Regions from separate parts of the Homo sapiens genome. Here region 1 is linked to region 2. Evidence: read pairs that join two places in POLR2A ChIA-PET (ENCODE). Cell type or tissue: MCF 10A. All regions are shown on one strand. Links, peaks and the distances in the headings refer to the core of each region. The heading gives the core; the rest is flanking DNA.

The links. ChIA-PET counts read pairs that join two places held together with the same protein. Peaks named below come from ENCODE experiments on the same cell type or tissue, not always from the same donor. Only the 100,000 strongest peaks of a DNase experiment are listed, where the experiment ranks them.
Region 1: POLR2A ChIA-PET joins it to region 2 with 5 read pairs; 1 of 35 experiments calls an interaction of 5 or more read pairs at or near these places.

What each region holds. Positions count from the first base shown.
Region 1 is chr7:123,762,784-123,778,961 of GRCh38, forward strand. It overlaps a transcript of HYAL4 not described here. Among named protein-coding and RNA genes, the nearest start is that of WASL-DT, 22 kb to the left of the region's middle. In MCF 10A, for the core only: no CTCF peak of the experiment used is centred there; DNase peaks (open chromatin) are centred at 6,778 and 7,818.
Region 2 is chr7:123,666,555-123,682,732 of GRCh38, forward strand. WASL (WASP like actin nucleation promoting factor) reads right to left here. Exons shown (of 11, transcript NM_003941.4): 11 at 15,389-16,178. Among named protein-coding and RNA genes, the nearest start is that of LMOD2, 19 kb to the left of the region's middle. In MCF 10A, for the core only: no CTCF peak of the experiment used is centred there; DNase peaks (open chromatin) are centred at 8,387 and 8,677.

The sequences.
Region 1 (16,178 bases), core at 3,485-11,484, 96 kb after region 2:
CACAAAGATTCTTCAAGTCGCCACCAGAGTAGCTAGATACAGAGTGTCGATTGGTGCATTCACAAACCGTGAGCTAGACACAGGGTGCTGATTGGTGTGTTTACAAACCTTGAGCTAGATACAGAGTGCCCATTGGTGTATTTACAATCCCTTAGCTAGACATAAACGTTCTCCAAGTCCCCACCAGAGTAGCTAGATACGGAGTGTCCATTGGTGCATTTACAAACCCTGAGCTAGACACAGGGTGCTGATTGGTGTGTTTACAAACCTTGAGCTAGATACAGAGTGCCGATTGGTGTATTTATAATCCCTTAGCTAGACAAAAAGGTTCTCCAAGTCCCCACCAGACTCAGGAGCCCAGCTGGCTTCACCCAGTGGATCCCGCACCAGGCGCAGGTGGAGCTGCCTGCCAGTCCCGCGCAGTGCGCCGCCACTCCTCAGCCCTTGGGTGGTCGATGGGATTGGACGCCGTGGAGCAGGGGGCGGCGCTCGTCAGGGAGGCTCGGGCTGCGCAGGAGCCCCAAGGCGGTGCGGAAGCTCAGGCATGGCGGGCTGCAGGTCCCGAGCCTTGTCCCGCGGGGAGGCAGCTAATGCCCTGCGAGAAGTCGAGCACAGCAGCTGCTGGTTCAGGTGCTAAGCCCCTCACTGCCCGGGGTGGCGGGGCCTGCCGGCCACTCAGATTGCGGGGCCCGCCGAGCCCACGCCCACCCGGAACTCGCGCTGGCCCGCAAGCACCGCGAGCAGCCCCGGTTCCCGCCCGCGCCTCTCCCTCCACACCTTCCCGCAAGCTGAGGGAGCCGGCTCTGGCCTTGGCCAGTCCAGAAAGGGGCTCCCACAGTGCAGCGGCGGGCTGATGGGCTCCTCAAGCGCGGCCAGAGTGGGCGCCAAGGCCGAGGAGGCGCCGAGAGCGAGCGAGGGCTGCGAGGACTGCCAGCATGCTGTCACCTCTCAATGTAAGATTTGAGTTCCTTACCATGACATGTAAGGCCCTTTAATATCTCTTCCTTCCAGCAGCTTCAGCCTCATCCTCTGGTAGCTGCTCCTCCCACCTCCAACCCCTCACTCAAACTTTACACTCTGTCAGTACTTGTAGTTCCCTGAACAGGCCACGCTTTTCTCACACTTTATTCCCTCTCCTTGGAATGTCTTCTCTCCTGTTTCCCCCAGTGTGTCTCTCAGGCAAGCTTTCCTTCAATAAATTAGTTTGTTGTTGTTTTTTGAGACAGTTTCACTCCAATGCCCAGGCTGGAATGCAATGGCAAGATCATGGCTCATGCAGCCTTGAACTCCTTGGGCTCAGGTGATGTTCCTACCTCAGGCTACTGAGTAGCTGGGACTACAGGAGCGCATCACCACGCCTGACTAATTATTTGTAGAGAGAGGACCTCACTGTGTTGCCCAGGCTGGTCTTGCACCCCCAGGCTCAAGCAATCCTCCCACTTGAGCCTCCCAGTGCTGGGATTTTAGGGGTGAGCCATCGTGCCCAGCCTCCTTCAATATTTATGTTGGGTGTTTACCACCTCAAGAAGCCTTCTCTGAATTTCCCGGGTGAGTTGTCCCTTGTTCCTCTGTGCCCACATTGCAACTTGCATCTAATCCCCTCACAGCTTAAAATGAATTGAACTTATTTGTACTTATCTGTCCCCTCATTTGACTCTAAGGAGATGGATCCTGACATTTACAATTACATGTCCCCGAATATGTATGTTTTTCATGAAGATGATCCTCCACTGCCTAGCACAGAGTCTAGGGATCTCAGTAAGAATTTGTTGACTAATGATTAAAGCATATAGTAGGGAGAAGGGAGGAAAGAAAGGAATGGAGTGAGTGACGAAGGGAAGATGCTTGGGAGTTTTAAGAAACTTTCCTTGTAGCTCTCTATCTCTTTTTCTGCTAAATAATCTTGGATCTCCCAATGCTAAATATTTTATTTTAATCATGGCTGAAACTTCTGTTCTCACCTGTTTGGATATAAATGCCAAAGTCATCCTCTGTAGCCAGGTAAGTGCCTTGAAAATTCTCCCACCTTCATTGGAAGATCTTTTGCCAGCTACCAGCTTCCACTCCAGTTTTAGTTCTTTTTTATGGACACTCTTGATCCATAACAATCTGATAAGAAAAGAAAACAAAATTTTCTTTTGAAAGTGACAGTGATGCTTAATGATAGAAATATATTCAACCAAAGTGTCAGATTGCCCAGCAATAACATATTATAATTAAATAGTCTGTCTAAAGATATTTCTATTACAAAAAAATGCAACATTAAGTACGTAACAGCTACTTATTTTGGACATTTTGTTCATCAGTCAGAATATGTGTTAATTTTTAATTAATAAAAATCAATTTCTCAAAGAAAAATATATTTCTGGAAGTTTTTGCATTTTAACTCTTTTGAGTTAACAAAGCTATCAGTGATAAATAAAAAAAATTGTCACTCTGAGGGTGAAGAAAGATGAAAAGATGATAACAGAGATGCTTTGTCTGTATAGAAAAATGTTGTTCTCTAAGCAAGTTTCTAAGAAGGGTTAGGGAAGAGTTTTTGTGTCAGTGTAGGTAAGGAGAAAAATAGCATACAATTAACTATACATTAGGGATTTTTGCAAGTCAAGAGTTTAAAATGTAATCTTTAATTAGGTAGAGAAATCCCCACTCTTCAGTGTATTAGGTATCTCAGTTCTATGGGAAATGTGGTATGAAAGGGAATTTAAGGTCTGTTACTCTAATAATCTGACCTTAATTCCCTTCTTAGTTTTCATAAACTTTTCAGAAGTAAAATCTGCTAATGAATAGTTTGTATTTTCAAAATTAATGCAATAGAAGGCAAATATTTATGCAATAAAAGAAAAAATAACTTTTAAATATTTATTTTATCAGAAATTAAAACTTAAAGGAACATCTGCTTTTGTAGTCTGCCTTTCTGTAATCAGCATTTCAACTAATCTACTACCAACACAGTGCATCTCTTTATCTTAGTCTTCATATTTATTAAACCAAGGCTATGACTGAAACTACTTTATACCCCAAAATAGCAAACAATATACTCTTCCTGCTTCCTTAGTAAGAGAAACCATTGCCCCAAGGACATTTATTCCCTGGATATGTTTATTCTCTGGATGTGTTCTATCACTCTCTCATGTGAGATTAGGTTTCATTTATTATTGTTTTACTCTTCCTTAAGCTATTTGAATTTCCTCTCCGAAATATGCTTTAGAAAGCCTAACTTCATATCTTTCTCTCGTTTATCTCTTGCTGTCGTTCCATTATGTTACTTGTTCTTTTCTTCAAAAACTATTCTTGATTTCCCACTTTCCCATTCCTATTCCTATAATTCCTAATAGAAAAGGCCTACTACACTTGGATTTCTAACAATGTACATTCTGTACTGAGGGACATTACGCTGGCATCTTACCTATTATGAAAGGTTCCTAATTGTAATTGCTACAGAATTCTTTGAATTACCAAAAGCCTTTTACTTTTTCTCATTAATAATAGTTGTCTTTTGTTCTCTTGATTTTCAAAGCATATGAATCCATTAGCAATATATAGCACCAATATTCTAAAGCCACCTCAGATAGCTAATTGTTTGCTATTCAGCTACTTTCAAAACCCAGTAAGAGATGTGGGGTTTACGAGTTTTCAATGTAAATGCTCATTGAAACCCCCGGGTAACCTAAGCTTATTTTTTTCTTTTCGTTAAATTAGATCCCTGAAAGGCTGCATGGTTGTGCCATATTAACTTAAATTTTATAGAACCAGTTGTACTAAAGTATATTTTTAAAACTGTTGACTTAATGGAAGATTTTATAAGAAAAAACATTAAAAATTTCCTTTTATATTGATGGTTTTATTTGATTATAAAACTATTGCTGAGGATATTCTTCTTAAGTAATAAAGGTTAACAGTCTTCATATAAGTACTAAATGAGAAATTTGTTTTGGAATTTGCCTGCAGAGAATAAATGGGTTTTCCAGAAATATTGACATAATTTTTGTTTTCTGATGATAGTTATAAAATAACATATTTCTCCCCATTTCCTGCCCCAACCCTGACTGCTAGGTTACTCAAAGCAAAACGTGATATACAATCACATTAACTATGTCAATGCTTTTAAAATTTTGGACCCTTGCATGATACCTTCATGATGTTTGCCATATCCTTATATTTCCAGAAGAATAATTTATAATCTAATTTTAATCAAATCATGTTTTTACTTTAGCAAATGTGTCTTATAAGAACATTTGGTTATGATGTGCAGCTATGTATTTAATTCACATTGAAATAGTATTAAACTATCAAATAAAAAATTATATATGTTTAAAATCATCTTACTATCAGTAGTACACATATATTAGAAAACATTAAATTATGTTAACTTTTAGGATTGGCTTATTTTGTCCTCATATATTTGGTTCTGATTTTTCTATTTAATAACTTTATCGTATATGCCTCTCATTGCCTCAAAATATCTTTGCTAAAAGAGACTTTTGGCTGCAGGTGGCAACAATTTAAGTGTAGTAGCTTATGTTTTATTATTGTTGTTGTTTGTTTTGTTTTGTTTGGTGAACTGGATCTATCTGTTCTAATAATGAAAAAGTCCAAGATAGACCTCTTCAGGCTTAGCTGGATCCAGGGCTCAATGACATCAGTAGGTCTCAGTCTTTTATTCTTCATCTTTCAGCTTTATCCTATGAAGCCACTTTTGGACAGACTCCATGTGCTGGCTCCCTGCAGCTCCAGGACATATCACCAACAAGCTTAGCAATAATTTCAGGAAAAACAAACAAGCAAAACAGGACAAAACAAATAAAAAAAACTCTTGTCTTTTCTACAAAGAGCAAAAAAGTCTTAGGTCTGGCTCTCATTGTCCTGACCAGAGTCATGTCCCCATTACTGAACCAATCACCGTGGCATGACATTGAGTTAGGTTGATACAGCTTGAATCATGCACCTATAAGAGATGGGTCAGTTCCACCCACACACATATATTAATAGTAGAGTGGATAGTCCTCTAAAGGAAAAGAGAGGTTTGTTTACCAGTGGTAGGGAAAATGAATGCCAGATACTAAAAAACATCAGGTATGCATCACAAAGTAGGGTTGCCAGATTTAGAGGGGAAATAAAAAGCAGGACACCTGAGGACATTTACAATTCAAATAAACAATGAATAACTTTCAGTATAATTATGTCCCATGCAACCTTTGGGACTGCTTACGCTAAAAAAGTATTTGTTATTTATCTGAAATTCAAATTTAAGTGGGTATTCTGTATTTTATCTGGCAACCCTACCACAAAGGTATGTGAATAAATTTAATTTTTAAAAAATGTAAGATTAAGATTAACTTTAAAAGAATAGGAAAATAAGTAATCTCATATTAGGCAGCCACTTCATCCATCCAGAATCATAGGTGCTATAAACATAACTACAGTACTACATAACCTCAGTAAAAATAAATAACATTTACAATCAAATTGCCATTATTAAAATAAAAACCAAACAATTCGATCTCAATAATGTAAGCAACCTGTTCTCACTTTATTTACATGGGTTTGGTTGATATAATTTAAGTATCTATATTTTGTACTTTCTGGTTTGTTTATCTGGTAAAGACCTATCTTATTAGGATATTTCCACTTGTTTAGCACTCCTGAAAAGTGAAACTATAGGGCATTTTGATTACATTTATTGGGCAATGGCTACTACAATATTGCCTCGATTCATCCTCAGACTCAGAGACTCGGGATGTTTTTTGCTTATGATCATCTGATAGACTTGTATAAGGTAGGCCGATTCATCAGTCAGTGTACACTGTACATCTGCACCAACCTTATGGCAGCACTTCAGCTACCATTTGAGGAGGTACATCTCCTGTTGCATGTAATCTTGGTAGTATTGTCAGTCCAGTGTCCTGCAATCTTTGACCAGGTGAACATGTGACACAACTCAGGCCAGGCAAACAATTTCTCCCTGAATTTTGAGTTTCAAGAGGAATTACTTTGGAGCCAAGAAAAGGAGCTGGTTCATTCTGATCAGCTAGCTGAGGAGATTGTCCATTGGTTACTTTTTTTTGCTATGATTCCAGGCAAATGATGTTGCCCCTGTTTCTGTCCTAAGATTTGTATGAGCCTTTTAATAATTTCCTTTTTGTATGCCACAGTCTGTTTCTGTTTTCAGAGACCCATGAGCATTTCTAAGTAAAGGTAACATTATTTTGACATTTTAAATTGTATTTCTCATGTCAGCTTATAAATTCAACGTAAGAATCTACCAATACTGAAGTAGAATTTTAATGATATCATCACAGGGAGAGAAACACAAGTGAGTTCATTACCTATGTATGTTTAGTCTTCTTTTTTTTCCTAAGTAGAATTATGGGTTCAAGCAAGAGGATCTATCTTAATTTACCTTTCTAATTGTGTCAAGTACATGTTCAAGACACAACGTAAGGCTCTTGGGAAGATGTAAAGATTAAAAAGCATAGTTTTGGATTTCAATGAGTTAATAAAGAAGGTTGGATTCCGTAGGAAGCCAACTTTGGGATGGAGTTTAGCAGTTAGGCTGTGTATAGGAGTGTTTATGGGACCTGTACCTGTTAGAGAGAGGGGAAGGAGGAAGCAGGAGTAGGCAGAAGGAAAAGTTAAATTTGGAGCAGACCCAGCAACAGTTTTGCTGATCCAAGGAAAACCTCTGGGGTTAGAATGGCCCTTCAGAGTATTCCTGACATTGTGTGAATTAGTCATTGTGTATGAGCTGCCAAGAAAGGGGCATGACCTTGACTGAGGTGGCTCTCTGCAATTGGAGCAATACCGAAAAGGCTGGCAGCTGATGGCTTCTGCCAACAGCCCTTCCAGCATGGGGGAAACAAGTCCTCCTGAAGGAGGATCTTGGTGATGCATCACAGTGTCCACTACAATTCACCGTCAAGTGTAAGAGACTACACAATGCAAACATCGGTCTGCTCTATAGTTTAAACAGTCCTTTTGTAAATAACCTCATAGAGTAATAATAGCTGCCTCAAATCTGTAAGTGAAAGAGACTTGAAAAAAAAAAAAAAACACCGTTAAACAAAAAGTTGACCACTTACTAATCCTGGGTAAAATGTGATATGAGGACTCGTGGATTTCACAGACCAGTGAAATTTCTCTCAGCAACTGAAATAACAAACGTGTGGTTATCAGCTTTTATTTTCGCCAAGTAAAGTTTTTTTTTTTAAACAATATTTAAAAAGAGAGGATATTTTAATAATAAAAGGCTGGGCATGATATCAGAATAAAGTTTAAACTAAATAAATATTCCTTTATAAAACGTTCACCTACATTGTTCATTTCATCATGGACAGGAGAAAAGTTTGTCACTGATGGTTTGTCTGTGAACTGACATTTGGAAATCATAACCATAAGTGGGCTATAAAAAAAAAATCCCCTTTGGGAGGCCGAGACAGGCGGATCACGAGGATAGAGACCATCCTGGCTAACACCGTGAAATCCCGTCTCTACTAAAAATACAAAAAGTTAGCTGGGTGTGGTGACGGGCGCCTGTAGTCCCAGCTGCTTGGGAGGCTGAGGCAGGAGAATGGCGTGAACCCGGGAGGCGGAGCTTGCAGTGAGCAGAGATCGCGCCACTGCACTCAAGCCTGGGCGGCAGAGCGAGACTCCATCTAAAAAAAAAAAAAAAAAATCCTGCCGTGGAAGTTCCAGGGAAGACCTGGGAGAAAAAGTAACATTAAAGTTGGAAAGATAGGTAACAAGATGAGTCAGGGTGGAGGTTTCTAGCTGAGTGGACAGTGTGAACAAAGGCTCAGAGATGGGGAAGAGCAGGGCGTAATCACACAATGAAGTGTAGTAATTCTGCTCAGGGGAGCATTAGTCATGGAGAGGAGTGTTGAGAAATGAAACTAGAGTACGTTGGGGTCAGATTATTCAGCAGACAATAGGAAGTAGTAGAGATTTTGGGGCAAAGAATTTACATGATCCGAGTTGTGCTTTAAGAAAAGTAATTTATCAAAAAAAAAAGGTTTTATATATGACATATGCTTAAAATGGATTACATGGCAGAGATTCTGTGTCTTATTATGAAGCAATTATAGTCCGTGAAAGGCAAAAAGAAGATATGAATTAGAGATGGGGTACTGAGAATAAGAAGGAGGAAATGAATGTAAATACGGTAGGAATAGAACCAGAGCTTGGTAATTTATTGGAGGGCTTCAGGAGACAGAAGAGAAAAAATAATGGTAGTTTCATTAACAGAAAAAGAGGGTGAGGAAGAGATAGGTTTTAGAAGAAGATAAAAAGTCCAGTTAGTTCTAAGCATCCTAACTTTAAATAATCTACCCTGGGAAGAGCAGGCTGAAGAGAAGATCTATTTCTAAAAATATGTTTCCTTTCCTGATATAATATCATGGATAGTTGAGCTTCAACTGACAAATAAATAAAGGCAGTCCTCATCTTGCTTGGTACGATGTTAACTGAATCTCATATTTATTGAAATTATTTCCTCACTATTCACTGATTCCAAATCTCAGTCAACATGGTATCATGCAAAATGAGGGATACAGATTTCAAAAACTACATGTACGTGTTGCTGTATCTTAGTACTAATGATATTTCAGACTGCATAATTCTTTGTTGTGGGGCTGTCTGTGCGTTGGATGTTTAGCAACCTCTCTAGCTTCTACCCACTAGATGCCAGTAGCATCTAGTATCTGATTTCAGTTACCCAGCTTGTTATTCTCTTCAGCTCATCATTCACATACATTGGCAACCTTATATATTTTTTCCATAGTGTTTCATCTCACTAATATCTTGTTGCAATTTAAAACCTTTTAGTTGTTATGATATTTTGGCATTTTTGTTATGGGTAGTTTGTACATAATACCAATTACTTGACTTATTGGTTAGTGTGTGAACTTCACTGGCCACAGGGTGCCTAGGTTAAACATTATTTCTGAGAGTGTCTGTGAGGGTGTTTCTGGATGAGATTAGCGTTTGTTTTCTTTGCTTGTTTTTTGTTTGTTTGGTTTGAGGTTTTTTTTTTTTTTTTTAACTTACCCATCCATGTAGAGATTAGCATTTGAACTAATGGACTCAGTAAAGTACATTGCCCAAGATGGAGGGCATCATATAAACTGTTGCGGGTCTGAGTAGAACAAAAGGGAAAGGGAAGAGAAATTAACCACTTTTGCTTCCTGCCTGTCTGTTTGAGCTGGGACACATCACCTTGTCTTCTCCAGCCCTCAGACTGGGATTTACACTATCAGCTCCCCTGGGTCTCAGGCCTTTGAACTCAGACTGACTGACATCGGCTTTCCTGAGTCTCCAGCTTGCAGATGGCAGATCATGGGACTTCTCAGCCTCCATAATCATGTGAGCCAATTCCTCATAATAAATCTCCTTTTTTATATATAAAAAGGTGGAGACCCAGGAAGTTCAAAGCTCCAATATGTTTATATATTTCCTACTGGTTTTGTTTCTCTGGAGAACCTTGACTTATATACTTGGATTTGGATAGAAGTCACTAAGGCTGGAAGCAGAGTGATTGGTGGATAGATTCCCTGGGCAACCGCAACATCCCGTCGTGGTTCAGGCAATAGTGGGCATCTCAATAGGTGGCAAGAGCATAATCATAATACCCATATACCTGAGACATGTGACACTCTGGCATCTAGACAAGTGACACATGGGACTTGTCATCTGAGAGGCTTGTGCACAAATAACAGGATTTCCAACCATTGAAAACAATGTTTCTGTTACAAAATTTCAAACGTGGAGACTAAAGTTAAAATAGACAAAAGGGTGCTTCATCTTAGTGGTAGCAATGAGTAAGTAGGCAAAAAACTGAGACCGAAACTAGGAATTAGGGACAAAGCAGCAATCCAATTATCTGATGCATGTGGTGTAGAAATTGTGACTTGTGGAACAGTAAATGAAACCTGTGGAAAGTGAAGCATCTTCGAAATGGAATTATAGAAAATTGTCTTAAAGCCAAGCTCTTCCTGATGAAAGCTGCTTCTGTGCCTTTTGCCTCAAGTCAGAAGGAAGTGGGGTGGGGCTGAAAGATCAAAAGCTGCAGAGGGCCATCCACCAAGTGAGGGACAAGGACACTGTTAGCAGATGTTACAGTTAAAAAACGAAATCTGATGTCAGACCAGACTACACCCATGAAAAAGAACTGATAGTGCCAGCTATTCATGGCACACCGCATTGTCTCTCCTAAGATTCAGTGGTGGTCTTGATTTGTTTTCTTTTTCTTTTTTTCTTATGTCATTGGAACTTGTATTCCATAAGAATATTTTTCTGATGGTTTAAGTCTAATCTTGCCCATGAAAGCTACTGGAAGTCTTTGCTTTTTCCTGATTCTTATTCGCACTTCGTTTTTGCTTCTTTATATTTTATAGTTAATTAAGGAGTTTTCGCTGTTAATGCAACAAATAGTCCAGGTGCTCTTCTTGTATGAGTTCCTGTTTGTGCTCTTATATGGGAAAAAACATATAAACTGTGGTTTATCAGATTTGACCTATTTCTACATTTTAAAAAAGTAAATATTTACTGTTTCATTTATTTAATACTTATCTATTTATGAATAATAAGTATTCTTTGTTATTTTCCTTAATTATTTCCTCTTTTCTATGGAAGAGTAAGATAAGAATAAATTAATTGCTACCTGAAATTACATTATTGGTTTTAAAATTTCATATTAATTTATACTAGCTCAATTTGTACTAGTTCAAACAGGAATAACTACCGGGTACTTACATACTTTAGGGATAGATTTTATCTCACAGAATGTTTTTACATAATGTATATTTTTTTACATGGTATTAGCTGTTAACAATTCAATTTTACCTTGGGGTGTGTGCATGTGTGCATGCGCATATACGTTTGTGTGCATTTTCTTTACAGGAACCAACTCATTGAGTCAGACCTTTACTGTTTGCTTAATTAAATTCCTCAAGCTCATGATTCAGAATTCAAACAATATCTCAATCTAGATGGGAATTTTTAATTTTTCAGATTGAACTTTCTTCTTCTTAGGCAATGCTCATTCTTTGTTTTCACCTCTCCCTCAAATTTCCTGCTTCTTAATGAATTTAATTAGTCAGTCAGTCAATAATTCCATATTCATCCATCCATTCATCAAACATTTGTTTTACACTCTGTTATGCATGGCAGTCTGCTAGGCAGTGGGGGGTCAAGGGTGAGTGAGACATGGTCTCGCATGTTTAATTTAATTGTATTTTATTTTTTATTTTTGTTTTTTCAGAGGTAGAATCTTGTTCTGTTGCCCATGCTGTAGTGCAGTGGCTTGATCATAAGCTCACTGCAGCTTCAAACTCCTAGGTTCAACTCCTGGGTTCAAGTGATCCTCCTACCCCAGCCTCCCAATTAGCTGAGACTATAGGTATATATGACCATGCCCAGTTAATTTTTTAAAAACTTTCTAGAGACATGGGGTTTTGCTATGTTGCCCAGGCTGGTCTTAAACTCCTGGCTTCAAGCAATCCTCCCACCTCGGCCTCCCAAAGTGCTGGGATTATAGGCGTGAGCCACCACCATGCCTGGTCACATGCTTAATTCTTGCTCCTATGTTTTGCTCACTGGGTGTGGTATGCTCCTTTGCCTTGATCTTCAATTTGTCACAAAATCTTGTCAATTTTCCTTTTTTTTTTTCCTGTGAAATCTGTCCTTTGCTGTTCTTTGCAGCCTCTGTTACCATCCTAGACCAGATATCTACTATAATTGGGATAGCGGCAACTGCTTATTAATGGATCTCTCTTTTTCCCCTAATTCATGGTCAGTGCTGCAGTCATAGGATCTCCTTGAAATGCAAAGCAGACTTTGTCTCAAGCCACTCAAAAACCCTTCAGTATTTTTTCATTTCCATTACGATAAAGTCCAGATTCCTAACATTCCTCAAGGCTTTTTCTGATCCGGCTCACATAGATCTCACCTGCCTATTCAGTTCCTTGAACATGTGTTCTCTCACCTCTGGGTCTTTGGAGGCACTTTCCCTTCTGACTCTTTATGTCGATATACTTTATCTCTCACCTTCTTTGCCATGCTTTTCCTAGCTAATTCCAACCAAATTTAAGTCTCAGTTTTGCACTCACTACTTCCAGGATGCTTTCTCTGGGTTAGGTATCTCTTCTATGTGTACCTTTACCACAGACAGTACTAAAATTGCTTATTTTCTTGTTCTATGTCCCTCTACAAGAAACTTAAGAGCAGGGAAAATATCGTTTCCACTCTGGATACCTGGAGTCTAGCTTAGTGCTTGTTGCATTGTAGGTGCTAAGTAAGCACTTGATTGAATGAGACAACTCATGAAATGTTTTAAGAGAATACTTGCACATCTTTTAAAAATGCCTTGAGAGGCCAGGCATGGTGGCTCACGCCTGTAATCCTGGCACTTTGGGTGGTCAAAGCAGGAGGATTGCTTGAGGCCAGAAGTTTGAGACCAGCCTGGGCAACATTGCAAGACCTCATCTCTACAAAAAGTTTAAAAATTAGGCATGGTGGCACATGCCTATAGTACTAGCTACTCAAGAGGCTGAGGCGAGAGGATTGCTTGAACCTAGGAGTTTGAGGCTGCAATGAGCTGTGATTACGCCATGGCACTCCATACTGGGAGACAGAGCCAGATCCTGTCTCTTTAAAAAAGAAAAAAAAATGAAAGAAAAAAAGTGCCATGAGAGTTCCTATTTTATATTCCATACTAAAGCTATATATATTGAATATCAGAAACAACTTGTTGTTAGTCTTCAACCACATCTGGAATAAGACAAAAACTACAGCAAAGTCACTCTGCTTTGTACCATGTATAAAATGCTGAGTGCAGTCCACTTGTGACAAGGACTTGATGGACTTGATGTAGCCTTCTTCATTCTAATCTCTGATTTTGGTTTTATCTTTATTTTTCCTCCATCTTTAGATGTCATCTTTAGATGTCTTTAGATGTCATCTTTCCTGTCATCTTTAGATGACAGACCAAAAGAGTTCCCTACTTTTTTTTGATCATTCTCCAGATGAATCTTTAAAATGACACACTACCCTAGGCAACTGGTGTAACAGGAAGCCCCCTAAACCAGAACTTGGAAGACCTGCAGCTATCTGGAAATATAGAGCAGACCACGTGTGTTTCAAGTTTGCAAGCTCAAACTGGCCTGGCCACTTTAGCCATCTGGAAAATCAGAGGAATTGGATTAGAGAAGATTTTTTCAGGCACACCCAACACTTGCCATCTATAATCCATTTTAAATAGGAATTAATTTAGACAGTTTCAATTTATATAAAAGTTTCAAGAAAATGTCTACTGCATAAAGTAAGATATCTTTCTGTATGTCTCTGCTTATACGGCAAAGATCTCAGCTTTAAAGAGGACTGTGCCTATTGCTGGGACTCAGCATGACTGGGTGGCATTTGGGAACTGGTAGGATAAGCCTAAGAAGAGCGTGATTTCCATGGATTGATTGGGATGAAGACTTTCTGGCTGCAGGAAGTCTGAGGAAGCTTTATGCATGGGAGCCTGGGAGCTAGAAATCAATGCAACGATGGGCGACATGCTGTCTCTTTCTTGATCTTGTATTAAATTATGGCCCTTTGGGGAGAGGCATGTTAGGTGAAAGCTGCAGGTGTGTGGGTTTTTTGTTGTTTTTTGAGATGGGGAATCACTCTGTTGCACAAACGAGTGCAGCAGTGTGATCATAGCTCACTGTAACCTCAAACTTCCGGGCTCAAGTGATCCTTCTGCCTCAGTTTCCCAAGTGGTTGGGACTACAGGTGGGCATCACCACGCCTGGCTAATTTTTATTTTTATATTTTGTAGAGATGTTGTTTCGCTATGTTGCAGTTGGCTGCTCCCGAACTCCTGGCCTCAAGCTGTCCTCCCACGTTGGCCTCCCAAAGTGCTGTGATTGTAGGTGTGAACCACTGTGCCTGGCTGAAGGCACCATTTTCATGAGGGAAGATGAGGTTTTGGAGAGGGACATGTCCTACATTTTGGGGCAGCACACACTACAGCACTGGCACAAAGAGTTGTGAGGTGCTCTTTCCATCTCTACACTGCAGATTTGGGATATATTAGGAAACATGTCTTTTGACAGTGATGATGCTTCCCTTCAAGTGGCTTCTCAGCCAAGGTTGGTGAAAGGATTGATTGATTGTGACTACAGGCAAAATACCCCTGAAAACTCTCAAAAAATAATTACGGTGAAGGGGAATTTTGCAACAGACCATTATCCTGGGAAATACGTAGGAGAATAAGAAGCTCACCAAATTCAAGTAATTACAGTTAATAAAAACTCCTTGGCACTCCCAGATAATGAGACCATTTTGAAGCCATACGCCACCACCATTGTGTAATTTTTATGAAAGAAATTCTCTTACCATTATTTATTCTTGCTCTGTGCTGAATGGTAGCCACTAGCCACATGTATCTGTTGTCTACTTGAAATGTGGCAGATTTGAATTGAAATGTGCTATAAGTGTAAAATACATACTAGATTTCTGAAACAGTATAAAAAAGAATGTAAAATATTCCTTTTTATATTGATAACATATTGAAATAATAATGTCTTGGATATATTGGGTTAAATAAAACATATAACTAAAATTATTCATATGATTCTTTTTACTTCATTTTAATGTGGCTAATAGAAAATTAAAAATTATACATGTGGCTTGCATTATACTTTTGTTAGACAGAGTTGACTGATATTTAACATTTAAGTGCTAAATCATATGCTGCTTATTTTACTTTTTAATTCACACGTGCAAAAAGTTTTGGCTTGATAAAATTATACACTCCTTGAGGATAGGTTCTGTGTTTCTATTTTTCATTATTCCAGATGCTTAAGCACTGTTAGCACCTGATTTCGCTATATACTTGTTGATTTGAATTAATTTAAAAATATTTTTTTTATTTCCATAAAACTGTGAACCACTTTTAGATGGTGTCCTAGATAAGTGCATTTTGATTATAAACAGAATTTTGTATTGTTATAAAAAGCATTCAATTCAGAAAATGTGCTAATGAATAACAGAATTATTTTAATTCCATCATGAGTTTATTTTTCCATCTCCTTGTTTTATACTTCTAAAATGAGAAATTTAAGAAAGAAATCAGGGCAAAATTCTTCGTTAGTTTTTTTTTTTTGCTTATTTCTATAAGGTTTTATTAATTTATAATTGAGAGAAATATTAACTGAAGTTCTAAAATTCTAAATTATTTTTATTTTAACTACTTATTTTGAAATAATTTTGTCATAGAAGGCTTGTAAGAACAGCACAAGACAACTCCTATATACCTTTCAAGCAGATTTATCAATTTTTTTTGCCACATTTGCTTTACCATTCCATACCCATCTTTCTATCTGTCTGTCTGTCTATCTATCTATCTATCTATCTATCTATCTATCTATCACCTATTCGTATTATTTCAGGAGTCATTTGAGAGATAGTTGCAGGCATTATACTTCTTTACTCCAAAATACATCAATGAGCATTTCCTAAGTGTATTCTTTTATAAAATCATAATAAAACGATCAATTTCATGACATTTAACACTAATTCAATGCAGGTATCCATTATACAATACATATCTAAATTTTGCCAATTGACGGGGGTTCAATTCAAGATCACGTCTTACATTTAATTGCCATGTCTTTTTTAGTTTCCTGTAATCAAGAACAGTTTCCAGCCTTTTTTTTCCTCTTTTATCTTTCATGACAGTATTATTTTTAAGAGCGTGGGCCTCTTAAATTTAAATAATTTTTCATTGTTTCGTACGATGTCTTTTGATGTGAGTTTCCTAGTGATGAGATGCAGGTTATGAATCTTTTGGCAGGAGCACAACAAAAGTGAAGTTGTGATCTCGGGCGCCACATCAAGAGCACATGATGATAGCTTCCCATTTTGGTGATGCCAGCTTGATTAAGATGGTGTCCACAGATTTTTGTACTGTAAAATTTCAGGTTTTACCTTTGTAATTCATAAATAGTAGAGAGACACTTTGACAATTGAAATATCTAAATATTCCTTTTCAAATTTTTACCTAAATTTTTAGCCCAGATTGATGAATCTTACATGAATTAATTACACTTCCTCATACTCTTTAGCCAAAGCAATATATTGCAACAGTTTAAATGCCAAGTAGATATGAGAATCCAAATGAATTCTATTAAGCA
Region 2 (16,178 bases), core at 4,071-12,070:
GCTTTCAACTCACTGGGAGAGAGACTGTCCAAGACCAGATGAAGTGTTTAGGCTCTGATTAATGTGGGCATGTTAATCTCAGAAAGTACAGCTCAGTACAGCTCATCCTGATTTGAAACAGGGCCAGGATGCTGAGTCCCCCTGCTTCATGAGCCCTGCTGCCACAGGTATTTAATAACTCGGTGTCAGCAGGATCTTGATTTAATACCTGCCCTGAGACTGTTACTACCACAGGGTGAAAGGAAGAGGTAATTACAGGCTGCAATGTCTCTATGCAGATGCACTAAAGACAGGGGTAAATCAATATGCTCTTGAAAATATCTCATAACTACTTCCTTTCTCGACATAGTTAAAGCTGCCTCTTCCTTGTTTCTCTGAAGCTCTTAAGGTGGACTTTTATTTCCATAAATTGCCAAATGTATGATATAAAAGACTACAAGTTGATCTAAAACTTACAAAACTCAGAAATATGGCACCAATATTGGTGCACTTAACATCACAAATATTTTCTGACTGCCTGCTGTGTTCCAGATATCTTCCAAACACTGGAGGTAAACAGTGAGCAAAGGCAATAGAACCCCTGTCCTCATGTAACTTACATTCTAGTGTAAGGAGGAAGCTTACACTACTCCTTCATGCATTCTGCATTTATATATCAAGTGGCTTCTATGGACAGGGCACTCTCCTCCAGGCTTGGGAGACCAAGCTGAATTAGAAAGTGTCTTCTACCTCAGAGCAGTGGGAATTTTAAGGAAAGCAACACTTCCAGAAGAGTAAAAATTTTCTTAGTTCACAGGCTGTACAAAAATAGGTGTTGGATGGCTTCAGCCTGTGAACCACATTTTATCATAGATCCCTGACCTACAGCAGACTCTGGATCAAGGAAAGCTTCGCCAAGAATGTGACACTACCAGAATTTTTTTTTTTTTTTTTTGAGATGGAGTCTCGCTCTGTCGCCCAGGCTGGAGTGCAGTGGTGCAATCTCGGTTCACTGCAAGCTCCGCCTCCCGGGTTCAAGCCATCCTCCTGCCTCAGCCTCCTGAGTAGCTGGGACTACAGGCACCCACCACCATGCCTCGCTAATTTTTTTTTTTTTTTAAAGTAGAGATGGGGTTTCACCGTGTTAGCCAGGATGGTCTTCATCTCCTGACCTCGTGATCTGCCCACCTCGGCCTCCCAAAGTGCTGGGAGTACAGGCGTGAGCCACTGCACCCGGCCGACACTATCAGAATTTTTAAACAATAAAGTCACCAGTCTGGGAAAAAAAAGTCTCACAGGTGTAGGGATTGGGAAAGACATTTCAATTTGAGGAAAAAGGCTAGTATAAAAAATGGTTGGAAACCATAGGATTTAATGTCATTCTGTAAAAAGCAATTTGGTAAAAAGTTAATATTTTAGTTTTTCTAGTATTGATAATTTTGGTGGACTAAGAATATAAATATTGTGTAGTTTCTGTATGGTCTTTTCTTTTTAGAACTAAAATGGTGTGTGATCATTAAGAAGGATCAGAACACACATATAAACAAAAGAACATAAAGAACCCCATTATCCCATCCACACAGAACAATTACTGATAACTCCTTAGTACATATCTTTTATTTAATTTTTTAATTTTTCTGAGACAGACTCTCGCTCTGTCACCCAGGCTGGAGTGCAGTGGTGCGATCTCGGCTCACTGCAACCTAGGCCTTCTAGGTTCAAGCGATTCTCATGCCTCAGGCTCCTAAGTAGCTGGGATTACAGGCATGCGTCACCATGCCTGGCTAATTTTTAAAATATTTTTAGTAGAGACGGGGTTTCTCCATGTTGGCCAGGGTGATCTGGAACTCCTGGCCTCAAGTGATCTGCCCGCCTTGGCCTCCCAAAGTGCTGGGATTACAGGCATGAGCCACTGTGCCTGGTCTAGTGCATCTTTAAAAATTCTTCTCAATACATATTTGAACACACACATAACTATTTTTTTCTTCAAAAAGAAGATAGTTTACATACCATTAAGATCCTATTTTATTTAAGCAATTTCAAGAACTGTTGGATATTTAGATTATTTTGATTAGCCCAGTCTCTGGTGTTATATATTTTGTTTGTCCCAGCTCTTCCCTTAGTATTTAGCTACTGTAACTTTTAACTTTTCCAAAAGCCCTTAGAAGAAATGATTTAGCTGTGACAAATCACAGCTAAAAAGCCATCTCCCAGATAGATTAGAGTGGTGTGGCATCATTGTGGTACACCAAAACTGGAAATTAGGTTTCAACTAAATTGTCATGTTTACCAAGTTTCTGTGAGACAAATTATATGACAATCTGAACCACAGAGCATGTATTTGTAAGATGCATTTTTAAAAGCCAGTACAATTTTATCTGAATAAGAAGGCTGATATGGGCTGAGTGTCACAGGAGTCTGTCCTGAGCAACTTAGTGTAAGCTAGGGAATGTGGACTTAATTATGAAAAGCCAAGAGGAGCATCAAAGGAGCTCAAGAGGAGAAGTGACATGTTATTTATATAGGTTTTAAAAATATGACTTCTGTAACCAATAGAAGAATGGATTCAGTGAGGCCTAGGCTGGTGGTGGTAAGACCAGTTAGGAGACCACTGTAATGATCTAAGAACGAAGTGATGCAGACTGAACGATGAACTCTGTGTAGGTGTGAAGAGGCTGGAACAGATAGAGCAGAGACTAGGAAAGCATAAACTCCCCAGAATTTGGTTACTAGTTAGCTATAGGGGGCGGGTTGGGGGAGGGGGTGAGCAACAAAAGAGAGGAGACTAGCATGACACTTGTATTCCTAGCTGGGCCATCTGGGTGGTCCAAAATGGCATAAAACGGAGTAGGAAATACAGCAGAAGCAGGTTTGGGAGGGAGAAAGATGAGTTTAATTTAAAACACATGGTGTCTGAGGTGCCTATCCATTTGAATGTGTGGGTCTAAAAACGTGGGGGTGGGATTTGCGCTGGAAGTAAGGATATGCGGGTCATGTGTTATGAATGGTATTTAAGGGTAGGGGTTTGGATAAGGTCACTCAGGAAGAGTGTGGAGAATGACAGAGGCTGAGTATGACCAGAGAGGGCAGAGATAAGCCAGTCATGTTGTAGAGCAGAGAGCTATATTACGAAAGGCGGGGTCAACGGCATAAAATGCCTCAGTGAGTCCTAGAGCTAGAAAGTGTTTACCTGAACATTGACCTTGGTGAGAGCAAGTTCATGGGACAGTGGAGGTGGAAATCAGATTGTAGGAGTGGTGTGGCACAACTCACCAAGACGAAGAGTGTAGTGCAGTCCTTCAAAAAGTGAGCACACTGCTCTGGTGGAGACTCAGAGGTTCCCCAAAGTCTCAGGATAAAAAAGGCACATCTTCTAGTATATTATTTGACTTGACATGAGAAAAAACATTTCTCATATAAAGGTATATAAACTTATATCTAAGATCCAAATAAAGTCAACTGAAAACTTAATTCTCTCCATGACAGCTCAAAGTGTTATGCAAGATTTCTGAGAATTCCTGGATGGAGGGGTGGGGGCTGGAGTCTTGCATGCAATTCCTGGATGGAGGAGTGGGGGCTGGAGGCTTGTATGCTCATGGTCCTCTTTGGTTTCATACTCTAAGCATGCATCTTGCAAACTCATGATTAATGCCACTATTCCAAACTACATTGACCACATCAGCCCTCATGCTTAACTTCCATAGACTCAACACAGCATGAAATTTTGGGAAATGAAGATGAGGTTGAGATTACAGCAACATAAACAACTTCAAATTGAGTATTAGATGCCCTATGACGAAAAATCCTCTGGCTAACACCACCAGAAATTTATTCCCACTGGCTATTTTGTTTTCTTGTTGGTTTATCCCTTCTTTCCTCTTCTCATGATTCTGCTTCATTACCACTCTCCTAGATTACTCTTGAGAATCCCAAATTCTTTCACTCTTTTATGTACTGCAAGTTCAGCTCTCTCCACCCTCCTCCCAAAGGCAGCTCTAGCTCTACCGCTGCATACCCAAATGGGTCAATATGACCAGCAGGTACATCTTTTATTTAATAGAAGCCACTCCAAAGTTGTAGTTGTGAAGAAAATTTTCTTCCCTTTGGAAAATGGTACATCTCCTTGGTCACCACAAAAACCCTTGCTAAGTCACTCATAATCTGTTATCTGGACTATTGCATCGCTGAGGATGCCTAACTGGTTTCTCCATCTTCATCCTTTTTTTTTTTTTTTTTTTTTTTGAGACAGGGTCTTGCTCTGTTACCCAGGCTGGAGTGCAGTGGCATGATCACGGCTCATTGCAACTTCGAATTCCTGGGCTTAAGTGATCCTCTTCACTCAGCCTCTCGAGTACTAAGGCTACAGGCATGCGACACCATGCCCAGATAATTTTTAAATTTTTTGTAGAGATGGGGGTCTCATTGTGTTGCCCAGGCTGGTCTCAAACTCCTAGACTCAATAAATCCTCCTGCCTTGGCCTCCCAAACTGCACTCCCAAATGAGTGCAGGTGTGAGCCACTGCACTTGGCCTCTGTCTCCATTTTTATTCACCGCCAATTTGTCTTCAACATGCCAGAGTGATATTTTTTCCAAAATTCGACTCCGATCACATCAGTCACCTGCTTAAAATTCTTTAATAGTAACCCATATTCTACAGAATAAAGTTCATATTCTTTAGCATGGTAAATATGATTCTTACCATTTTTCTGCCTCATCTTCCAATGCTTGTCCTCAGGTACCCTGTGCTTAAGCCATATTGAGTGACTTGTAGTTCACTGAATGAGTGATGGCCCCTCTTGACACACATCTTTACTTATATCATCTACCTGTTTGGAATTCACTTTTCACTCTCTACATCTGGTTAATACCTACTCATCTTCCAAAAAACACTTTGAAAGATGAGTATCCTATTGACCTAAGGAGATGGGGAAAAAGGCACGATTCAAAAGAGCCTTTGCTCTTCTCCACACTCTCCCTTAGGTGACCTTATCCAGGTCTCTATCTTGAAATACCATCATACCACATGACCCCCAAGTCTTTACTCCAGCACAAAATCTACCCCTACAATTCTAAACCCACACACCCAAATGGAAAAGCACCTCAGACACAATATATTTAAAATTGAACTCCTCCTCTTCTTCCAAAACCTTCTGCTATATCCCACAGTCCTGCATATCACTCACTGGACAGTCTTCTCTATCCCTATCCCTCCTGTCTTCCCACTGGACAGTTACCTGTCTTTGATTTCCACACACTCAGCATTGATGAGGAGTTTTAACAGAGCGCTTGCCACATGAGCTGTTTAGGGACAGTAGCCATGTCTGATCTCGTTAGTGCTCCAGGGCCAAATACATTTAATAAATGTTTGTTGAATAAATGAATGACTCCAAGAAAATGCACACCACTCACATGGTGGTTTTTATGATAATGGGATTTTGTATTTCTGATATTGTACAATGGCTACAATTTGCCTGATAGAAAATGCCTCTGGTTCATTCAACACCTTTAGTCAGCATGAAACTTGGCTCTTGCTCCTCAAACACCATACCAGCTTCCCCACCTTCTTGGTTTTGTTCACAGGGTCTCTTCAGTTCAGAATTTTCTTTTTAACATCTCCTTGGGTCAATAAGCTACTCATCTTTCAAGATTCACTCTTATAAAATTTACCTGTTCCATTCTTCCCTCTGAGTCTTCTTTATCCTTCCCTCAAACTTTTCTTTTGGTACCTACTATATTTTGCATTGCATTATACTATTTGTAGACGTGTCTTTTTTTTTTTTTTAAAGACTGAGTTTCGCTCTTGTTGCCTAGGCTGGAGTGCAATGGTGCAATCTTGGCTCACCACAACCTCCACCTCCCGGGTTCAAGCGATTCTCCTGCCTCAGCCTCCCGAGTAGCTGGGATTACAGGCATGTGCCACCACACTCAGCTAATTTTGTATTTTTTAAGTAGAGACAGGGTTTCTCCATGTTGGTCAGGCTGTTCTCGAACTCCTGACCTCAGGTGATACACCTGCCTCAGCCTCCCAAAGTGCTGGGATTACAGGCATGAGCCACTGCACCCGGCCACATGTCTTATCTTCCTACTATCCTACTGGATTGATATCCTGGGAATCAGGCACTATATCTTATGTTCGTGTCTTGAAACAGCAAGGTCTCAATACATATATTTGATTAGATGGAGATAATTAGCTACTCAACAATAGTGAAGTGACATCATGACAGTACCCTCTCACCACTCCTCCAGTGTGGTCAACAGTGGTATGGGATGCTTTTCCATTGTGCAATTACTAGATATTACATGAACAGTGCTGCTCAGCTATAAAGAAAATCCCAATCAGTCATCCCTTTTGGAACTTCATGATTGAAAATATTTTACTGTTGAAAACCACACAATTAGATGACATGTTGACATACTAAAATGTTTCCAAGCCAAAAAAGGAGGATAGGTGTTAAGTATTTTACCCTCAAACACTTTTAGTATATTACTGGACTCTGCGGTAACATGGTAAGTGCCCAAAGTGAACTCCTAGAATTGCTGTATTCCATGGCTTCTACCTTTTGAAGAAAGATACTGAGATCTATAGATCAATCTATGGATCAGTGGTGGGCAAGCCAGATAGAAACGCCCAAGTCAGAAAACCAACAGCCCACGTGGATGGTCAGATGTGGGTGGACATGCAATCAGCAAAGAGCAATTCTTGTTAGGCAGGACAGTCATTACCACCTGGCCCTTGTCGTAGTGGTGGTGATGGAGGTGGGTGGATGTGTGGGACATGTACCCATGGGGTCCAACCAGAGCAAGAAGTGACCCAGACTCTGGCAATGGGGCATAAGGCACTTGACTACCACCCTTGACAGGGCAGGACTAGGGCAAGGGAAGCTATACTGCAGATCTGAACTAAAGTACAGGCAGGGAGCTAAAGGAGTGGCTCAGAGGGGATGGTTGGAGTCCAGGAACAAGAGTACTAGTCACTGGTCCTGTTTGAACAGTTCAAAAGAAAATGGCCTAGAGCTCCTTATAGAAACAAGGCTCTCCCCAGTAGAGGTAGAGGGATTGGAAAATGATGCAACAGGAAAGGAACGTATCGAAGTCTTGTCTTGTGTGTAACAAATCACTTGTCTTCAATTTTGCTTTTACTTACAAATACTTATTTTGAATGCAAAATTTTTACATTGATCAAAAAGGATTGTGGTTGAGAAATGAGGTTCTAGAGGCAAGACTGGCCCCAAAAGTCTAGGACAGGGCAGGATCTATGCATGGAGGCTAAAGGGCTCCAAGGAGCATGTCACTAAAGAGCCGCCAACGTAGGCATTTCACTCTACCATCTCACTCTAACACTGGCACATTTTAGGGCCAGAGTTCTAAGAATATCTACATTCACTTGTGCTGACCCTCCTCCCTCAAAGACTCCACCCCTTTTCTATGTGAGATCTGGCGGCAGAGGTCAGGCTGTGTAGTCAGGAATTGCTGTGCAGGCTTCAGTTGGGAGGGTGTTTGGGAAAGTTAAGGGTTGACAACTGGAAAATGCAAGTCTGGTTTCTCTAAATAAACTATTCAGAGGTGAAATTATAATCTTTAAAACCTTAACTCTTTCAGTTCATTAGACAAATTTGCAATCTAAAGCTGAGGGTTTCATTTAGATATATCTGTTTGTACACTGACAATGCTGCATGAATTTTCAGATGACTAATCACTTGTTCCAGATTGAAACACTGTGTGATTAGCTGTATAGCCTTTAGAACAAGTTAAACAGTTTGTTAGCAACACAACTTTTTTTTAAGCCATATATTTAGAATGTTTTAAAAATTAGGCATGTTATTGAAATGTATACCAATCTTCTCACATCAAAAACTGTAGTCACTAGCACTAACTGCTAAATGTCTCTTTCTCCCTAAATAGAATCTCAGAAGATCCACTAATCACTGTTACATAAACACAAAAACAAATGATCTAAAGTCACTCTCAGGTTACAGTTTGCAAGTTGTCCTTCCTGAATTTATCGTGAAATAATTCCCTGTCAAGCTGGGGGTGGGTTGGTGGCAGCACCCAGATTAAACCAATACATTCCTGTGAACAAATTATCCAACAAATAGCAGCTCAAAGGGATGCTTTACATTGAGGCAAAACTGGAAAAATACAGCTTTTTTTTTTTCTTAAATTACATTTAAGGGGAAGAGTCAGAGGGAAAATATATTGATACCTATTTGTGAATGTCTTTCTAGAAGTTATACTTCAATCTTCTGCAGTTCTTGCTTTTTCAACATGTTAGCAATTGAGAGTTGTGGTGACTATGCAAGAAACCAGCAACAGCTGAAAATATCACATTCAAGAGGAGCAAAGTAACACCAACTTCTTCTCTAAATCCTGCCAAGAATTTCTGGTGACTCTCTGCAGAGACACTCATAGAAAATTTAACAGGAATCTTGACCTGTTAGAACTTGCTCGGATGGATTACAATCCTTTTGCCTCAGAAGCTGTCACTAATAAAAGCTGTTTTTAAAGAAATACAAACTTTTTTTTTTCTTTTAAGCAACAAATCCAAGTTGTTCCTGACCTCCTTAAATTAAAAATCACCATTGGGTTCATTCAAAAGTATAAAATAAATATGAAATACTTAAGAAGACACATTGGCAGAGATTACTCTAAATTCACAAAGAAAACTCTGAGGTAATGCCAAATAAACTGTTATGTAATCATTTATTAAGCATGTGGGATTACTCAAACATACCAGTTACCTAATCTTTCAAGTGGAAAAAATATTTCATTGGTGGTGAAGTAGGGAATGGGGATCAGGGATGAGCAAACCAGATAAAATATTTTAAAAATTCTATTCATGTACTCCAAAAATCTGGGGCTGTTCTAATCTTAAAACTTGCCTCAGTGGCTGCTGGTTTAGTTGCATGATTATAATGTATTTTCCTTTCTGTTGCATATTTTTTTTTAAATCAGAGTGTGACAGCATTTTTCTTTGGGTCTTTGCATGTGCATAAGCAGAAAAATCCCAAGCCCTCCACATTTGAAGTAGATATTGGAATAACCATTTTATTTCTGCATCCAAACCATCTCTGGTGTCTTAATGCTACCTGGTAGGCAGGGTACTATAGTGGTGAAGGGTTTGTATTAAGACAGACTTTATTTTGAAGCCCAGCTCTGACATTTACTAGCTACTTAAATTTGTGCAAATTATTTAATCTAAGTTTCATTTGCTTTGGCTGAAATATTGTGATATCTTGCTCATATAAACCATTTCACATAGCGTGCAACACTTAATAAGTGTTCAATAAATACTAGTTAGTATTATGAGAATTCTTTTCAACATGATTTTCCTCAAAGGAAAAACATTTTGGTGATGAAGGTCTGGGAATGGGGTGAGTACAGCCATGGGACTTTTGGAAGTCCCTCTAAATGGCTTCATCACCGTCATGAAAAAGTAGTCCAGTTTGAAACTAGGTGAGAGCCCACATACCATCACTTCTGTAGAAAGGAGACAGGGCCAGAAGATGCCACCCTCAGGAAGTCAGAGAGCAGTCTACACTGGGAAATGCAAACTAAGTGGCTCAACTGTGCCCTCTGGAAACTGTATTTTAGAAAAATATCACTATGGACTGATACACATATTGCCACTGCAAAGTAGGATGAATATTTGAAGGTGTTCTTGTTACTACTAACAAGAAGTCCATGAAAGTTTCACTGTGCACCCATCCTCCAATATCTACTCACTTACAAGTTACAGAACCCATATATGAGAAAGCAAATCCTCCTCTGTGCATTTTATATCCCCCCCATTGCCCTCTTAATACCTGCACCTGAAAACTAGTATTCATTGCTGTAACGGGAGACAGAAGGAGGGAATGGCAGAAACTATAAAACAAAATTGCATTGGATAATTTCTCCGAGTTGTAAGAAGAATGAAGGTTATTACCATAATATTCAGAGAAAAAGTAAAGCAATGCTTTGAAGTAGTAACTGAAGACTGAGAAGCAATGCCATAATTCTCTGAAACCTGTTGTTTCTTCTAGTTGTCTGTTCAACATCATGCAGTTTCTATCTTTTGAGATCCTGCAGGGAAAAAAAATGCCATTGGAAATTTAGGTTTTGAAACCAGTTGAGAAAAAGAGTTTTCTGCATTTTGAATTTTATATAGCATGATTTATGTTCCTCCATAAGAGAGCTGGAACAGCTCTAGCAAGTTGCCTAATCCCACTGCCAAGGTGCATATTTAGTCAGGCCAGTTCTTCCACAAGAAATAGATATTCGTCTAAAATGCCACCTCCACCTACATTTCTCTCAATAGCATGTTGGACACACACTTCTGCATGTCCAAAATTTCATGGTTAATGGTCCCTTTTTCCAATTATAAGAGAACAGATGATTTAGCTTTGACAAAATGATTAAAGGATATGTATTTCCTACATCAGTGACTTAAACTCTCATATTTAGAAATAAATTATGCAGCAATTTGATATGAACCATCCTGCATAAAACAGCCTGTAGTCACCAAATCTTTCAACTAGCCTGTTTTCACCACTGAACCATTATCAGTCTTGTAGGTAAGAATTACAAATATGAATCTCCTCCTTACCCTTTTGTTTCACCAACATTTTCCCATTAGATTAGATGCTGAGTGCAGTCATGTAAACCTCCCAAGAATCATGACCTACGGATAAAAAGCTACTTCTCGACCTAAGTGGAGTCAGCCACAGAATAATTTATGCACTAGTTCCTTCTCCTTGTACTTAGCAAGTTGTTTTAAATTTCCACAGGTCATGGTGGTTCTATAAATATTTTATATACATCAATATACATAAATGTTCTTGCCCATGCATACTAAGGCAATCTCTAAATAACATCAAGTAGCTCCAAGACTGGCCTCTCCAGTGACCTGCTAAAGCAGGCTTTGTGTTTTTGCACATTTGGAAGTGGCCTCAGCTGTTGGTACACCCACACACACACACAACCAGTGTATCTCCAATAGTGTGTCAAACTTTTCCAGCTGTCCTTTACTTGTCCACCAATGCATGCCTTTTGCCATTCTTTCACAATTGGTCATGTGCACAATTTCTATCCCAAATCCTACTGTGTCATGTGCACTATTTGTATCCTAAATCCTACTTAATATACTATAAAAACTTGCTAAGGAAGTGACAGAAAAAAAAAATAAGCCTGACTTCTCAATGGGACTTAGCATTATATGGTCACATGAATTTCCTGTATTACCCTGATCTTAGAGATGTATTAGTACATAGATTTGTTTTATTCTGGGGTCTATTTCCAACTTACAGTAATGATAATCATTTAAAATAGTTTGTTTCAGTATAGGACATTAGAGTAATACTTGCATTCAAGTGCATTTATCCATTGACTCTGAAAATAAATCATACTTCTGGAAATTTCTGAAGACTCAGGAATATTAATTAGGAAAACATTTCCTTACATTTCTGTTCTTTCTTGCTTTAGTCACCATTTCCTATTAATATTTAAGAAACTTGTATATTTAAAAGCTTTCTGGGGAAAACCTTCAAAAAAAATTCCTTTACAGTTTTACAATGCCTATCTCTACCCTCAATTTTGTGGAAAATCTTACCAATGTGTAGAGCGATAGTTTTTCACAAGTTGAAAGATACCCCAAAGTTTATTATGTCAAGCAGTTCATATGTAGGATCATTACCACAATCCTAATATCACAAGGCAAGACCAAGATACAAAGATAAGGCTACATTGAAGTGTTAAGCTGCCATGCATTGGAAAGGGCAACTACATTTCTTTTTTCTGTGCATATAAGTTACCCTATCTTTTCCAACAACCTATCAAATACCATTTAACAGTAGCACATAATTAGTGAAGTAGGCTTTGCAAAGTCTTTACAGAATCAAAACTGAACTCAAAGGCACAATCTATTTGTTTTTCCTAAGCTGGTCGAATGATCTTGGTTAGTGATTTAGACAATTTGGAAACAAACAAACAAACAAAAAACACAAGAAAAATACCGTGATTCCCATATCAAATCAGTTTTTTGGCTGTTTTGAGTTTTTGGAAAACAAAGTGATGAAAGTGCTAAAGCAAACAGGGTGCTAAAGGGCTCATGTAGTGTGCGCAGACTACCTCTTTTTGCACAGTCTAACTGGTCTAAACCGTGTCAAGTTAACGCAGTATGTTGGCTATAGAACTTTTGCGTACTGGTGCGGATCTAAAGCAACCATCTGGCTCAGAATCCACTTGAACTTCCTAAACATCTCTGGGCAGCAAGTCCATTATAAGCATGTTCTATAGCATCCAGATATTCAACCATGGCCAAAGAAAGGCCTCTTAAATGGAATCATAAGGCCCATTTACTGGTGGTTTGGTAAGAATGTGGTTGAAATACTAGGGCTATGCTTGTATCTACAGCAAAGTTCAGAAAACTTAAAAAAAAAAAAAAAGAAAAAGAAAAGAAAAAAACCCTTACACTTGAATGGTCAGGTGTAGTTTTGAGCTTTAGCTGACAGAATTAAGAGAAAGTTTGGCCCTTATGCATTCACATCCTTGCTCAATAAACAAACAAAACACAAATGAGTCTCCTCCTCCAGAACTAGTTTTTGTCCCTAAAAATGGAGATTCAAATGCATTTCTTAATTCTACTTGCTGAGCATTCCCCAATCACCACAATATGCTTAGGAACACACTCTCCTTTCTGTTCTCTGCCTCCTTAGATTCCCACCCTGGTTTAAAAAAAAAAAAAAAAAAAATTTGGTCAGACGCTGATTTAAAGAACTAAATTATACTTGCCTTTAACACAACTATAGAACTGAGACATAAACAGCTTTGTTTTCCCATAGTTAACCGGACATGATAATGCCTTTTCATTTGTTTCTTGTATTTGTTTCACAAATACGAGATCCACATTTTATTTTCCTGCCTCTTTTCCGGTAAGGTTGAAATACATGCAACCAAGTTAGGATCTCCCTCTCTCTCATCAATAATAAAGCCAGGAAGTTGGATTTGAAGCATTGTTTGTCCTTGTGGTCCTTGGAAGAACTCCCGGTCTTTAAATTGACAGTGCAGCTGTTGATCAAAATTATTCAGAAAATTAATATATTCTTAATTTTCTGTCAGACAAGTTGATTGTAGACTTATGAAATACTTATGTCTAAGTAAAAACAATGCCTATAGTTTCTGTAAGAAACTAACAAAAATAATTTGGATGTAGAATGAAAAGCTCAACCTCATTTCAACTCTGTACTAGATGACAGAAGTGCCCTGTGATGACCAAATGCTCGGGCAATGTAGGGTGACTGCCGCCAATGAGCCAAAATACAATCACATGCATCAGAGTCAGAGGCTGGCTCCTCAAAACAAGCCAGCTTTTCTGGTTAGAGATGGACATAGGATGTTGGCGGCATCTATCAACACCCAGATGATATGAGAAAGGGTGACATTTGTAGCCATATACCTTTCAGAAACAAACTAAATCTGCATTTATCCTTAAGAAAAAGAGAAAGGCATACAATAGGATTATGGTGCATGAGAAAGAGCAGCTGAACTAGTCAGATCTGGCTTCTAGTAGATACTTTAACCTCGGGCAAGCCCCACAAGCACTGTGAATATGAATGAGGACCCTCACCTGCAAAATTAGAGAACAGGCTTGGTGGTGTCCACATGCCTGTTCTCATGTAACTCATGTAACTCAATGGTCCAAACGTCTTTCATTTATGAAATAAGTATTTTAGATTTAAATGATGTAAATGTGGGTGGGGACCTATCCTATCCACTGTTGTATCTTAATGTCCACCACACATTTAGTTCATAATATGATATTGATGCTTAAAAAAATCCTTAAAATTAGGCTTTGATGAAAATCTTCACACATCTAGCAACAGCTAAGACAAGACAAAATTTAGGTCATGAAATGCTAAGCAATTCAAGACAGAAAATAGTGTTTTGTTCAAGTTCCATAATGCAATCTGATACTGCTGAAATTGAACTTGCTGTTAAATAGAAACATTTTTTTTTAAAAATCCTAAGGTAGATTTTTTGTGGTTGTTAAATAATTCAGGGACTACTTCAAGTTTACTAGAAACGCCCCAATACACAAGTATCTGATTAGACTGAAACCACCTATAAATTACAATCTCAAAATAATTTTTACTCCAATAATTTTTACTCAAAAAAATTTACTCAAAGTTTTACTCAAAATAATTGTGTGCTATCTTATCTTGACTTGTCAATCTTGATGGTGTGCATGGCCAATTTAGAGTTACACTGGACTTGTGTAATAGTTAACACTGTATCAACAGTTAGTTAGCACAATCTGTGATGCTTTTCTTTTTTTGGAAAAACCTATGGCAGATGCATCCGGAGACAAATTTTTCAATAGGCTCCTCACGGCAATGGAGGATGCCAAGTATCACATACAGAAGTAAAGGCAGTAGCTGCAAAGCATGTTCTCTAACATATTCATAACAGTGTACTATACCTTTCCTAGAGGCTTCCTTAGAAAGCAAAGTTTTTTTTTTAATCCATGAATAAATGACCAAGAGATTATAAAGAATGCTGTGTTTTGGAGGTGAGATGTGACAATGTCAATAAATGTGGAAGGTAAATTTCCCAACTTTTCCATACAGGCTTTTCTATTGTACTATAAATAAGCCTTATCTCTATATTTGTCCTTTAGGAACTCCGTTTCTAAAACAAGAGTTATCTCGGGAATCCCCTCTGTTGATTAGATAAAAATGACCTGACAGAAACAATTCTTAGGCATCTTTAAAAAATTATTTTAAAAGTCTAATATATTCTTAAGTGTTCACATTTGTACAACAGAAACAACTTTTTAATAGAACGTATTACTCTTGAAATGGTTGTTAAATTTGGCCAAAGCTCTTAAAAGGAATTTTGTAGCATCCTACACTCTGAATTCCGCAACTCAGTTTAATCTTCAGACACCCACTTGTGCCAGGGTCAGTGAAACAGAAAATTCTATCTATCAAAAACAGAGTTTACCGTTTAAAATGAGCACCCTCTTTGATATCATTTATTAAAAGCTACTTATGTCCCATACAAACTGCTATATTTGGCATTTATTGAAACTACCAATAAACTCCAATATCATTCTGATTTAGAAAACTTCAACATTTCTGGTATGTGGAAGAGTTCCAAACAGTTTGACCTTGCAATGTCAATGCTCTGTGAACGACAGCAGTGGCTTCTAGGGGAGCTGCTGAGCAGCTGTCATGTTTCCCAACAGAACAGGGTGCAACATTCTTCTGCTCACCATGTTTATTTAATGGCACACTCTAACTCTCAGGGCATGCAGTCTGCTGAAAACATCAACCATTATCATTGATCGCTCTGTACCCTTCACTATACAGTTTAAAAATTTTAAACCTATTTTACTCTCTTAACAATAAACACATGAAACACATTATTTTATTCTATTTGGGTCAAATTAATTTTATTATGCTCCATGATGAATTGCCACCAGTGCAACATCCTATTCACTATACATTTCAAAAAAAGAATTCACATACTAAACAAAATTTCAGTTGTCTGAAAATGAAATGATTGAAAGTCTTTATGAATCTCATACATACAATATGTGGCTAGCTGAAATTGTCTATCACGTAGCATTTAGATATAAAAAGCCTCATGCTAGTTTGTTAAATGCAAAGGCTACCAGACGACCATTTAGCTGGAGAATATACGGAAGGCTTTCAGACAACGCACAGGTATAGTGCTGCTCACAGTGCAGGATGGTAGAGGACTGAAACATGCAACCTTACACCTTACTTGGTAAAGCAGATTTAGTCTTCATGCCTGGACTGAACTCCACAGCTGCTGTGTTTCAACCAACAGTAATTTAGACTTTTTGTAACAACAACCAATGTCTTTTTCTTCTTTAAGAAAAAAAGAATAAATTAATTACCTTTGGCAAATTATATATCCATTTTACATGTTTAAAATTGTGCTTTGAACTCGAAGAATGGGTACTCTCTGCTGAGAGAAGTTCCTGATAAATATATATTATACCAAAGTCAGCTGGAAAATCTAGAATTTCTTGGCCACAAGTTAAGAGAGATCTTAAATTGGCATTACCCTGAAGACATTTCTAGGAAATTTAAAATGTTTTTTATATTGTCAAAAAGAAAAAATTTTTTCAATTAACATTACTTAAAATAATTATAATGTTCCATTTAACTTTTGTACAAACTCCTGATTTTAT